Linked DNA regions of Mus musculus: region 2 is linked to region 1. Evidence: chromatin loops called from intact Hi-C (ENCODE). Cell type or tissue: heart. All regions are shown on one strand. Each heading gives the region's core, and the rest is flanking DNA. Links, peaks and the distances in the headings are about the cores only.

Region 1 (6,859 bases), core at 1-4,000:
AAAACCAAAAACAAAACAAACAAACAAAAAAAAAAAACCTTCCGCACCTATTACTCAAATATAACCAACTATTGAGTCTTAAAGCAAGAAGGTACAGGACTGGTAGATTTAAGCATGCCAGTCCTGCTTTCCTGCGTTATGTTTATGGAGTTTTTAAAACACTTTAACGTCTGCAATTTCACACGGAAGTTAAGCGGATAGACTCGGAAACACATCCTGCACGATGCGGCAAAGGCCAATGAACTCAAATGGGAAGGCACGGTACACAGGAAAGAGGAAAGCAAGTACTGAGGTTCCACCTCGGATCCCTGGACTTTTCCAAGGTGGAGACGCAGATGTCCCCATCATCCGACGTCACTTTCGGCCCGAACGCCGCGGAATTCCGGCTCGGCGCGCTCCGCTCCTTGGCCCGGCCTGTGAATGCCACAGCCGCCCTAGGACCGTGCCCGCCCCTTACCTGGTGGAACAGCTCGAAGAGGAGCTCCTCTGTCACCTTCGTCTCCAGGTTACCCACGAACAGAGTGCGGTCGGCCTCTGCGGCCGCCGCCCCCATCTCCGCGCTGTTCCAGTCCCAGGCCTAGGCTGCCTGCTCAGGGCCGACCGACCCTACTGCGCACCCTCAGAAACACTCACGTCCTCCCGTTCAGACGTCACGACGTAAAGGCCCGCCGTGCGCGAGCGCAGACGAGCTACGCACGCGCGCGGGACAAGCGCCCGTTTCCGGCGGCTGCTCCTTCCGCCGTTGCGTGAAAAATGGCTACTGGGGTTGGTAACGGTTGCGTCTGACGCGGGCTGGAGTGACCTGCGGCGCCGCCGAGGGCCCAGTTTGATCGACATACGTCTAGCAAACACTGCAGGCGGTGTTTGAAGATGGCCCAGAACTCGGTGTCGCTGTCCGCCGGCGATCAAGCCAACAGGATGGCCCACCGATCCTCCCAAGGAGATCTCAACCCGTCGGCCATGGCTTGGGCAATGGTCTCCGGAGATAGCTTCCTGGTTACTAGGCTGGATCCGAATCAGCCGGGACCTCGGCCACCAGCGCGACCCAGCGTTCGGGCCGACAGACGTCGAGTCCCTGTCGGTGGCCGCAGCCGGAGCCGAAGCCGCCAAGGCAGATTCTCGCCTTACCCGATCCCAGGCGTCAAGCTCGACCTCTTAAGAAGTGTGCTGCAGCAGCGTCTGGTTGCACTGGGAACTGCTCTCGCAACCCGAATCTCAGCGTAGAACGAATGCCTCCCCTCACTTAGCTTACAAACAAGGCCTCTCCAAAAATCATGTCTTGGTGTGACGGCAGTTTTATTCTTACGCATTTTCACCGATGTGGGCGGTTAATATAGGCTACCAAAGAAAAGTTTAGCCGGGCATAGTGACACACATTTTTAATCTCAAGACTCGGAAAGCAGGCTCTGAGTTACAGGCTAGCCGTTTGTTACATAGTCGAGGGGCTTAATATCCATCCATGTGGGGCCAAGAAGAGGCCAGGAGGGCTTTTCTTAAGTAGTCACAAAGCTAGGTGACTAGTTGTGAATGATGTAGAGTCTTATAGTGCAGACTTGCCGTGTATTAAGGATGGTCTTGAACTCCCCCTTGCCTGGGCCTCCCAGGTGCTGGTGTTTACAGGCGCGAGCCATACACCAGGCTTGAGTAAGCTGCTCAGTATGGAATCCAGCTGTGTCTGAGTTCTACAATCCTCCCTGATTCTCTGGGGCTTCTAATTTAAGCCTCTCTACCCGTGACTACCCTTGAATTCATGTTGAGGAAAAATGTCCTTTATCACATTGCCATTCCCCACCACCTAACTACACCCCCCTTCTGTTTTGTTTTGTTTTGTTTTAGAAATATCTATAGACTCCCAATCTTTGGGGGTGGAGTGTCTCATTTTGTACCTCTGACTATCTTGAAGTTGACAGACATGACTGCCTCTGCCTCCCAAGTGCTGGGATTAAAGGCATGCTCCACCAGGTCTGGTCAGACTCCAATTTTTTTTTTTTTTTAAAGATTTATTTATTATATGTGAGTACACAGTAGCTGACTTCAGACACACCAGAAGAGGGCACCAGATCCTATTACAGATGGTTGTGAGCCACCATGTGGTTGCTGGGAATTGAACTTAGGACCTTCAGAAGAGCAGTCAGTGCTCTTACTCACTGAGCCATCTCACCAGCCCCCAGACTCCAATCTTAAACATACTAAAAACAAGTACTTTTCCAAGTTAAGCCAAATGTACAGCATACTTTTCCAAAGACTTCAAATGAACATTTGCATGGGCCATATTATTTAATCAACTCCCAACTTTATTAGTGTGAATCTACTGTCACAAAATATGCTGGTGGGACCTAAGTCAATCACTGTCACTTGACATTTGTTTTCTGCTCACTGTGATCACTTGGTATCTTTTGTTTTTATCAATCTTAGAATGATTTTATACTGAAATGCCCTTGCTGTGTTGCCCAGGTTGCTCTAGAACTGGAAATCCTGCGTAAGGGTCCCCAGTGATAGGTGTGTACCCAACAGCAGGTGAACTTCATACATCAAGAGCCAGAAGTGCATTCTGGATGGAGAAGCTAATAGGTAACAGCCACACTAGACCTTATTAGGGAGAGTAATGCCACTCTTTATTAAGCGGTAAAGATGGCTTCCCATGTTAACTGTGTTCTGGTTCTCTTAAGTGGCTGATCATTCCTATGCTATTTTCCCTTAACCATGTATTCCCCTAAGTGGTATTGGGAGGAAGTTTGTGGATTTTTGTTTTGTTTTCAGACCCTTGTCTCCTTGGACTTACTTAAAATGAGATAAAGCAGACTGCCACATGCTGCACTGGGATTTTTAGAACCACATCTGCAGAGGAAAATGTAGTGGACATATAGAAGACTGGAAATTGTGACAAAGGGAAGATACTGGCAATATTAGCTACTTTTAATTGAGTGTGGCATTGTGCTAGAGGGTGTTGCTCAGTAGGGTGAGCTGATTGAATTCTGTGCTTGCTGTTGCCTGGATCAGGCACTTAGAATTAAGTAGTGTACAAGGTAGATAGGTGGCTTTGCTCACATGGCGCTTTACACTGTGTTACTTGATTACCACACCAGCCTGTAAGAAGGATACTGTACTTTAATTTCTTTGCTGGGTAGTCTGAAAGTGAGGGGGATTCTCCAAGGTCTTTTAGCTGAGGCTCTTTGAAACTTGCAACACAGACACCCACTTACAGTAGCTACTACCCCAGATAACTAAAAGGAAGTTAGCAGAGCTTTAATCAAAACAAATGATTGAGGAAAGAAGTCCACATGTACACTATGGGTAGGGATAGTGAGGTGAAGCTGGAGGAAGAGTGCAGTCCTGTCAGGAAAGGCCACCTCAAGGCACTAAGCTGCCAGGGAACTGAGGAGAGGCTGAGTCCTTTTGACGTTATCAAATGCTAAAAGTGTTAAATAGGGCTCAAGGGCTTCTTGTCTTGCCATTTGATGTCCAATTCTGTACTAAAAAGTCGTTTTTCCTTCAAGTTGGTGGACATTGGAAAGTAAGGATTAAAAAGTCTTAGATAAAAAAGGCTAGAACCACAGGAAATGAGGACACTGGCTTGAAAGAAGGCGCTAATTACAACACCAGGCTCAAGTACTCAGCACCCCAAAATCTAAAAGTACATCTGTGCTAGGGAGGACCCAGAGGGAGTAGACTCCATTTCTGTTCTGGTGTATACATGGTCATCAGGATTCAGGCTTTGGTTGAGAGATAATGTAACAGGGTTTATTGTGTTTCCTTTGGAAAGAAGAAAGCCTTCACATAAACTCTCCATTATTTTAAGTGAGAGTCAAGTGCAGAGTGTCAGAGTTATAGTGTGCCACAAAGACTGTAGTATGGAAGAACAACTAGCAACACCTTTGAAGTTACCCCAAATGGACAATTAAATGTTCCCAAGAACAGACTTTTGGGTGGGGGCACAAAGTGAGTGTCCTTGCAGTGTTGGTAATGCTGATCCTAAAATGGGTTTGAAGAGTAGTCTGGAAAGTTAGCGATTGGGGTTAAGCAGCTGGATAGCCTATGTTGAAGTGGGTTCCTATTAGCATGATTGCAGCAAAGAATTAAAAGTCTAAGAAAACATTTAGGGTATTAAAAGGAAACCAGTGGAACCATTGAGAGAGAGAGTTTGCAGAAATCCCAGATTACCTACCTTAGTGCCATCCCTGCCACAATGGAAGGAGAGCCTGCTCCCAGAGGTTGACCTCTGGTCTCTACTTAACAGCATGTGCAAGCACGCACACACATAGTAACAAAGAGACTGATTGACTGTCCTTAGTACCAGATGGTGTTTACAAGAGCAACTGAAGAAGAAACAGGAAGGAAAGAAGAAGGGAGAGAAGTCCAAGAAGAGTGGTCATCCAAAGATGGTCTTTCCAGCCATGTCTCAAATATTCAGTTCATTTATTCACAGCCCGTTAAGCTACATCGTTGGTCTTCTCAATTTCTGTAAAAACTATGCCTGTTTTCTTAGCCAACCAAATGCATAATTTTGAATCTGGCCGCTCCAGCAATGCCCTCATTGCCCGCCCACTTTGACCTGCACAGTCTTCCTCAGCTGATCTACATTATGCATATTTGTTGTATTCCTCGGATGGCTTCCATCACCTGACATGGACTCACGGTGTCTCTCTTCCCCTCACACTCCTTTCTCTTCTTCCTTGTCTCTTCACAGCCACTTAGTGTTTCTCAAAGTCTGTTTTCAAGTCCATCACTAGAAATGCTACTACCATGGAAATGATACAAGGACAATGAATTTGTCAAGTGATGAGCGCTTTATGACCTTAGGAAGCTCAGGTGTGCTATGGCACATTAAAAGTTCAGAAAACTTTGTAGAGGAAGCATCACTTATCTTCATGTGAAGCAGTGTTTGACAGCTTATCCATACACTTAATTTTTGCATACTTCCTTCCCAGAGAGATAGACTCTTCTGCAAGAACAACTTTAAGACACTGCTAAAGATTTAGTGAACCCCACTTTCATATATTAACAATCAATATATCCAGTGGGGCAGGTTTTAATAAGTTTCCAGAGTGTTCTTGAGTAAATAGTTTGGTCAACAAGGTAGAGAAACCTAAGCTGTCCTGTAGAGGACTGACCTGTCCCTCTCAATGCCTGTTGGGTGGCAGGGAGTGGACATCAAGCAGGTAGCTGCAGATCCCTAACACAGCATCAGGACTGGTGTTACTAATGATGATGCCACTTCATCAGAAAGGGAAGTACAGTGGTTTCTTGAGGATGCTGTAATTTTTATTGAATAATGCTTTAGTTGGATTCCTTCCCTGGAATATCTGTGGTCAGCACTCCTTTAATAGGGAAAAAAGCATTTGCCTTTGGGTCCCCAAAGACCTGAGAGTTCTTGAAACATGGTGACTAAGAACTTTCACAGTCCAAGATACATACATAGAGGCTTTCTATGATCTCACAAATCTGCATTGTCAGGCCTTATAGTTCCCATGGGTGGTTGTTCACGTCTGCCTTATACCCAACTCCCTTGTCCCCTTAACTAGGTCACCCTTTTCCTCTCAACTAAACTTAGTCAAGATTCTTTACATTGTTAAAACCAATTTTAAGCAGGTTAAACAGGAAAATGAAGTATATGGATTTTCAGGCCTGGAAACATGTGATAAGCATTTAATACTGTGCCTACCTAGCACCTATTTACCCTTCGTCTTTGTTTTTTCTTTGTCTTGGAGCCCACCCTTTGTTTAGTTATTTGCAATAATCCTTCACACCCAACCAGGGATAAATATAACCTGTTCTATTTCATTTTCTGGGGATATTCAACATGCCATATGTATGTACATATATATATATATATATATGTATATATATATATATATATATACACAATCAAGAAAAGATAGTGCTTGCTTAATAAATGAATGATTTTAATAGGCTATTTCCTCTTGGAATCAAAATTGAAGGAACATTCCAAGAAGGCAAGGGCAGTATTTTTTTTTTCTTTTAATTTAGCTGTGTATTCGAGTAACACTTGAGTACCATGGCAACTGTGTGGAAATCAGAGGACAACTATCCAAGTCAATTCTGTCATCCAAATGGGTTCTAGAGATGGAATTCAGGTCACTGGGCCTGGTGGCAAGCACCCCTTACCTACCAAGCCATCCTTTGAGGCATTCGGATAGGACTTGTTAGCACTTTGTTCTACGATGATCTTACTGGAGTAGATGTGTATAACAGTAAGGCAGATTGTGCTCTAAAGTTTGCTTCCATTTTCAGTCACTCTGCCTCTGGAACTGTAAGAGAAAGTTAGATCCGAATCCCAGATTTCAACAATTATACGTGTGAATATTTGATACACTTAATGTTTTCCCTATTTAATAATTAAGAAAGACTATGGAGTCATGTAGAACATACCCAGATTAGATGATTGGTTACAGGCTGTGTTGTTGCTAGCCACTTCACAGGGGTTGCTGTATTCAGTCAGCACAATCGCCCTGTGATAAGTTGGCAAATTTTCTTTTGTAAAGATCCAGTTACATGCCAGATATTATGAGCCAAGAAGCAGAGTTAAGGCCTGGGTAGGTGTAGAAACAAAAAGACTAAACATATAGCAAATCTCCCCAGTCTTTACCAATTAGACTCTGATGCTTAGAGCCAACCCCAGTGACTTGCACTCCTTTATACACATATCCAGAGCCTGACTCCCTGTGGTCGAATGCAGGAAGGACAAATGGTGCTGTCAGTTTTTCTACTTAACAAGATAACGAGGTGCCCACCTCTTTCTTGTCTAGATAGGGTCCACAAGACTAGGCCAAGCAACTGTTAGAAAAGGGCTCCCGGTGTTGTTCACAGTGCTCCCGGTGTTGTTCACAGTGCTCCCGGT
Region 2 (7,055 bases), core at 1,115-5,114, 550 kb after region 1:
GTCCCAGCCCATGGGAAGCCACCATGAGAATTCGGGCTACCTGTAGCTCTTGGGGCAGAGACAAAAACGACTCGAAGGCTTTGCATACAGTGCCAGCTTCCTCCTGATTCACGCATGCCTCCCAGAGTCCCGAGACCCAGGTTTCCATTTCATTCAGATCCAGAGTGAGAGTCTTCCACTGGGGAAGAACGGTGGTGACACAGGAGCACACCCAGCCAAGGACAGAGAGGAGCAGACCTCCAAGCTGGACTCTCCCACGGAAGCTACAGGCCATGGTTGTGCCCTCTGGAGGAGGGGATAATGAGCTCAGGGACTGGTCAGCTGGGGTGACTTTCTGGGAAGTTAGAGTGGATGGAAGTTGCAGAAAACGGTGGTGTTAATTTTCAATGCAACAGCTGAGACAGGTGTTAGGAATTTGGCAGTGTTTGGGCCTAGGGGTGTGGCCAAGATCAGATGTGAGGATGGATTCTGAAGGAGGGTCCCATGAGCCAGTCCGATAGCTAGAGATTAAGCTGTCACTGTGCTTGATAAATACTTTCATAAAGTCAAAAAAATCACTCCTTGACTCTGGGGTTACAAAATTGGTATTCTGGAAATACACCTTGGCACGATCTTTCCCAAGGACACTTTCATACTTTTAAATATATGGGGCAAGTGAAAACGCTCGGTGGATAAAGGTGCTTGCAGCCAAGTGAGACAACCTGAGTTCAAGACCAAGGTCTCACGTTGTAGAAGGAGAGAACTGACTTGTATACATGTGCTCATGCATCTGAATAAATGCGACTAAATATTTAAAATATGTATAGACTTTGACACAGAACGTATCTATAGGGATTTTATCTATGTTCTAGGTAACTATATCGAAAGATTTATTTTAAACATCCATTGAAGCTTGTTAATAATTATACATCTTGGTTAGTAGAAGTGATGTTAAGACCAGAGAGACGACTCAGCAATTAAGAGCACCGGCTCCTCTCCCAGAGGGCCTGGATTCAATTTCCAGCACCTGCATAGGGGCAACCAACCATCTCCAGCTCAAAGTTCCAGGGGACCCCAACATTCATTCCTCTGGCCTCTGTAGGCACCAGGCATACACATGGTGCACAGACACACACATACGCAGAAGAACTTTAAGTGATGTAGGGGCTTGGGAACTTAGCTAGGTAGAAGGCTTTGGAGTACAGGCCTTTGGCTGCATCCCTAGGACCACATAAAAGGGTGTGGTTGCATCACCTCTAATCTTAGCACTCAGGAGGCAGAGACCTGAGGTTTAGAAGGTCAAGGTCATTCTCAGCTACATAGTGCAAGTTCACTACATTAAACCCTCACTTTTTTTTAAAAAAGAGGTGACTTTTGTAGAAGGAAAAAACTTCTGAAAGACTTATGTGTGTGTTTTGCCTAATGCATGTATACACCCAAGTAGGCAGTAGGTCATTGAGTCCCCTGGAACTTAATTTATGGGTGGTTGGAGTTGCCATGTGGGTGCTGTAAATCAAACCTGGGTCCTGTGCAGGAACAAGTGTTCCTCGATGCTGAGCCAGCTCTTTAGCCTGCAGAAGATATTTTCATAAAGTGGGGGTGGGGTGGGTGGTGGTGGTGGGGAAGGAGCTGCTCTGTCACATAGCAGACAGGAAGCAGAGTGGAACCTGAAGTCCTTCACTGAGAAAGCAGGAGATCACGTGATGCAGAGCATTGCGAATGCCGTTTCATTCTCTTTGAAAGCTCTCTCTTAGGGCTGGAGGGATGGCTCAGAGGTTAGGTGACCGACTGGCTGCTCTTTTGGAGAACCAGGATTTGAGTCTCACCGACATGGCAGTTCACAACTGTTTATAACTCCAGTTCCAGGGGATCGGACACCTTCTTTTGGTCTCCTTGAGCACCAGGCATGCAAGTGGTATACAGGCATATACTCAAGGAAAGTACCCGGGCTGTTGGCTTCAGGGTGGAGGCCAAGAAAACTCACTTCAGATATGAAAGCTTAAAAGATGAGAGCCTCACGTGCTGAGACAAGACACGTGGTGAGGCAAGACCCGAGAAAGACTTGTGATGTTTGTCGGGAGTATAAATAGGATTCAATGGACAGCAACGGAGGCTTGAGGCTTGCTTATAGAGCTAGCTTTGTAAACCTTCTTAGTTTTGCATCTTAGCTGATCTTTGCTTCATTGAGAGAGGCACAGCAGAGAACTTTTCCTGGTGTTCCTGTTGGCCCTGGTCTCTTCCCATGATTTGTGCTGATTCAACTCAACTGAGGCCTGGCTAGTTCCTGCTAGGTCGTGCCACTGCTGCTGCTGTCCAGACACTACTGAGCTGCACTGCTGGTATATCCTTCAACTGGTATATCCTTCAACTGGTATATCCTTCAACTGGTAAATCCTTCAACTGGTATATCCTTCAACTGGTATATCCTTCAACTGGTATATCCTTCAACTGGTATATCCTTCAACTGGTATATCCTTCAACTGGTATATCCTTCAACTGGTATATCCTTCAACTGGTATATCCTTCAACTGGTATATCCTTCAACTGGTATATCCTTCAAGTGTTTGCGAGTGGACTGAGCTGCCACTGCTTACCCGTGAACTGAACTGCTGATTTCCTGACAATGCAGGTGGGATTTGCACCAAAGAACCTTTCTCAACAGGTCTACTTCCCCCATATCCTTTCTTTTCTACTACCTCTGGTGGGTGGTGGGCTAGAAGGGAGGTTAAGTGTTTTAAGAACCATCATTAGAAGTAGGCTTTGAAAAAAATTAAAGTTACAATACCTTGGCTTCAAGGTCCCTAATTCATTCTCCTAGACATTAGGTTCAGAACTGAGAGTGATATGGGGACAAAGGAGTGGATCAGCTGCATGGAGTTATTAGGGCATAGCAGGGAATTGGTTATATATTTACAACTTATGCACCTTGGTTTAGATGACAGCAGTTTCTATGTTCTTTACCAATTAACAGACAATTTAGAAAATGTTTGGAGACGTGGGATAGGAGTTTGTTCCTAGATTAGGAACAGGAACTTGTGTGACCCTGCCAGCAAGATGTCCTTGAGAGGGCGGGACTCCGACAACTGTCTCCTTACAAGCTGTCCCTGAGATGTCTGAACCCAGGGGATTGTTTACCACAGAAGCTGTTCAGCTATAGGGAAGTCCCCAGCCTCCCCAAGGCCTGGGATCTTGAATTTATTTTCTGAAAACAAAATGGTAGTACTTAGATTAAGTTTCTTTTGCTCGTTCCCAACAACACATTGTAAAATAATTTTTAACCCCTTCCATGTCCGAGTTTTGTTTTAAACAAAATGTTAATTTGTTGTTATCTTAATGTTAGGTTTGTGTTGGTGTTTTAATTTTCTTACTCATTTCTTTACACATTAGATAAGTTTGTCGTTTGATATTTTGTGATCAGAAAGCCCATTCATTTGAAGACTACTATTCCTCAGTCCAAGCGAATTTTCCTACCGCCTGGTAGACTCAGAACATCGCTGGAGAGAAGTGCTCCCTCTGCTGGTCCTCTGCTGATCCAAAGTCAGCTGCAAGTAGCTGTCAATCATACCAGCTTCCATTCTGTCTGTTGCTGCTTCTAAGCCACAGGATCTGATGGGAGAGGAAGTGATTTGCACTTTCTGATCATGGCTAAATGCCAGGCTTTGAGTTCGGTGCTTGGCACTGAATTTTTATTCTGACACTGTGTGAAACACTTTAGGGAAATTAGCAAGGTGTCCTGGCTGGTAGGGGACAGAAGTAACCTCAAGTTAAGTGACTTGGACTTGACCACTTCAGGTTCTTGTCCCCAGCCACAGCATTGACCCAGCATGTTGGCTAAGAGCTTGTCTCTATGGCAGAACACAAGAAACCTGGGATTTATTGCACCAAAGTCATAAAGGTCTGGCCAGTGTGTTCTCTTTTCATGCTTTTGGGTATGTGTGCGTAGCATGTGCATACATGTGCATGCGTATGTGTGTAGAGGCCAGAAGTCGATGTCCCGTGTTGTCTTATATTATTCATCATCTTACTTATTTAATTAATTTACTTATTTATAAAGGACACCATTATATCAGGTACATCTGATAGAGGGTTAGGTGTATAAAATATATAAAGAACCAGAAAAACTTGGCATCAAGAAAGCAAAGTTAGGGCTGGAGAGATGGCTCAGCAGTTAAGAGCTCTTCTGAAGGTCCTGAGTTCAAATCCCAGCAACCACATGGTGGCTTACAACCATCTGTAATGAGACCTGACGCCCTCTTCTGGTGTGTCTGGAGATAGTGACAGTGTACTTACATATAATAATAAATAAATCTTTTTAAAAAAAAAAAGAAAGTAAAGTTAAAAATGGGAATCAGAACTAAGCAGAGAGTTCTCAAAAGGTGAAACAGAAATGGCCGAGAAACACTTACAGAAATGTTTATCTTGGTGGTGGCGCACACCTTTAATCCCAGTAGTCGGGAGGCAGAGCCAGGTGGATTTCTCTGAGTTCATGGCTATCCTAGTCTACAGAGTGAGTTCCAAAACAGCCAGACTTACAAAGAGGAACTGTCTTGAAAAACAAAACAAACAAATAAAAAGATAAAAATAAAAATTTAATGTTCTTAGTTATCAGGGAAATGCAAATCAAAACTATTCTTTTTTTTTTTTTTTTTGGCTGGAGGTTAGCATAATCTCATTATATAGTCCTTGGCTGGCTTGGAACTCTTCATATAATCCAGGCTGGCCACAAACCATAGAGATCAGGCCTCTGCCTGCCACCAAGCCTGCCTATTTATTTATGTGTATGAGTAGAGTGTCCACAGAACAAGAAGGGAATATCCGATCCCCTGGGGCTGGAGTTGCACACAGTTGTAAGCTGCAATGTGAGTGCTGGGAATTGAATGTAGGTTCTCTGGAAGAGCAGTCAGTGCCTTAACTGCGGAGTCATCTCTCCCGCCCAGGATTTCCCGGGTCTTTGCATTTTCCTAAGAAATAATTAAGCATTGGGGCTTGTTATTTGTATGAGCTCCCTCCAAAAGCAAAATCACAAAATTATTTGTAATTTTGTAATTTCCCCTAATGAATCTTCCCCACTCTGTCTTTTCCCTCCCTTGCTTATTTTGAAAATAGCTACTGTGTTGTTTTTTGTGATCATTAAGTCACGTGACCGGGGCTCCAGACCTAGTACAGAACTCGCCACATAGTATTCCTCAGTGAAGGCACAGTGCAGGTTTTCAGAAATGTCATCTGTGGATTATTATTTTTTTTTTGTCATTGGGCATTTATTGTTTGCAACATTTCAAGTATTTAAAGTAAGGCTGAGAGGACTCCACGCAAAACTGCTTTCCAAGGACAGCCTGGCCACCTTAGAGCACAAGCTTTCTCAACCCAAGATTCTTTCTCTTCCCCCATGGAACAGGAACTACCTGTCCTATGCTCTATTAGGATGAGCTTGATTGGTTTAGGGACCCAATGTTGCAATGGACCTTGGGAGTCGGGATCTACCTAAGGTCCTCTCTCATAAGACTCCTTTTAAAGAATGAAAGATGCTTTCATCAAAGCAGTACATGTTTATTGCAGAACAACAGAAAGCAGAGAAAAGGATGCGAAGAAACAGCATAAGCCATTAAAGTCCACCCAGAGGACACCACACACACACACACACACACACACACACACACACACACACACACATCACACACCACACATACCCTAAACACACACTTTAGTTTTTGAGACAAGGTCTTTGTAGCCCTGCAGGCTTGGCACTCACTAGTAGACCAGGTTCACCTCAAACTCAGATATTCGCCTGTCTTTGCCTCCTCAGTGCTGAAAGCTTGAATCCAAAGTTGTGTGTGACCATGTATGGCCTGCACCTCTATTTTATTTTCTTAGAAAAAAAGGATCATACTATACTGTGTGAATATCTCCAAGTATGCAATACATACCAATAATGAGACGATTTTATTATTTTTAGTAATTCTTTTATATGTATGTGTCTCAGTGTATATATGTGCATCATATATGTACAGGAACCCTCAGAGGTCGAATGAAGACATTGGATTCCCTCGAATTGAAATTACAGGTGTTTTTGAGCTGCCTCACATAGGACTGGAACCCGGGTCCTCCACAAGGCTAGTTCTCTTAACTACTAAGTGATCTCTCAGTTGAAGAATGTTAAAGGTCAAGCTCTCAGTGCAAGAATTTTCCCTGCCATCAACGATAAAAAAGGACAAAGGGTAAATTAGCAAGAGAAAAGATGACATTTGTATAATAAACATCTTGTTTATTGGTTTTATTGCCTGCTCCAGGAAGGATGCTGGAGACAGATAACATCTGTTCTAAATCCCTACTGATTGAATTACCTGTATCTGCACCCTTGTCTCTGTTAATTTTATACTTTATGGTATTGCTGCACTAATGGCATTCCATTTGGCTATGTAAAACACTTGCTTGCTCTGCTGGTCAAGTAACAAAAAGTGTATAAAGGGGACAAGGATGCTCTTACAGCACGCATCCCTCTCCTACAAAGAGTGTCACGTTGGTAATAATGCCCAGTGGCTGTCTTTCAGGTCAGCCTGTTTTGCAAAGTGAACGAGTGATCTCATCTTCGCGGAACACTCTTTTGACCTTCAACAATGAAATAGTTCTAAAAAGCTATGGCTAGCTGGACATAGTGGAATAAGTGTATAATTCCTGTATACAGGAGGCTGAGGCAGGAAGATAGCTATGAATTTGATGCCTTCCAGGGCTACAGAAACCACGTCTCAAAACAGAGCCAAAAAAATCACTGAAAACTTTAAAATTAAACAACGATAAAAAGCCTTTGGTGAAATTTATTTGTAATCTCTGATAGGAAGTGATAAGAATCTTGTTCTAGGGGATTGCCCGGTGGCTAGAAGCACTCGTTGCCCTTACTCAGGACCAGGACTCAATTCCCAGCATCCACATGGTGGCTCATGTCATCTGTAAGTCCAGTTTCAGGGACTGGACTTACTTGCCTGCTTCTGACTTCCATGGACACAGCCAAAACATTCATACGTATCTTAGAAAGAAGGTTTTATAAAAGAATGTCTGTAGCACTTACAGGACCGTTACAC

What was found. Peaks named below come from ENCODE experiments on the same cell type or tissue, not always from the same donor. Only the 100,000 strongest peaks of a DNase experiment are listed, where the experiment ranks them.
Region 2: it touches region 1 in a loop (3-fold over the local background); 4 of 42 quality-filtered maps call a loop at or near these places.

What each region holds. Positions count from the first base shown.
Region 1 is chr9:48,494,698-48,501,556 of GRCm38, forward strand. Rbm7 (RNA binding motif protein 7) reads right to left here and starts at 633. Exons shown (of 5, transcript NM_144948.5): 1 at 458-633. The coding sequence starts at 553. Gm5617 (predicted gene 5617) reads left to right here and starts at 646. Exons shown (of 1, transcript NM_001004191.3): 1 at 646-1,278. The coding sequence starts at 871. The coding sequence ends at 1,224. In heart, for the core only: a CTCF peak has its summit at 2,068 (motif pointing right); a DNase peak (open chromatin) is centred at 664; H3K4me3 peaks cover 1,749 bases; H3K27ac peaks cover 1,392 bases; H3K27me3 peaks cover 150 bases.
Region 2 is chr9:49,048,021-49,055,075 of GRCm38, forward strand. It overlaps Cldn25-ps (claudin 25, pseudogene), which reads right to left and starts at 322. Exons shown (of 1, transcript NM_001384265.1): 1 at 1-322. The coding sequence starts at 274. In heart, for the core only: a CTCF peak has its summit at 3,503 (motif pointing left); a DNase peak (open chromatin) is centred at 3,521.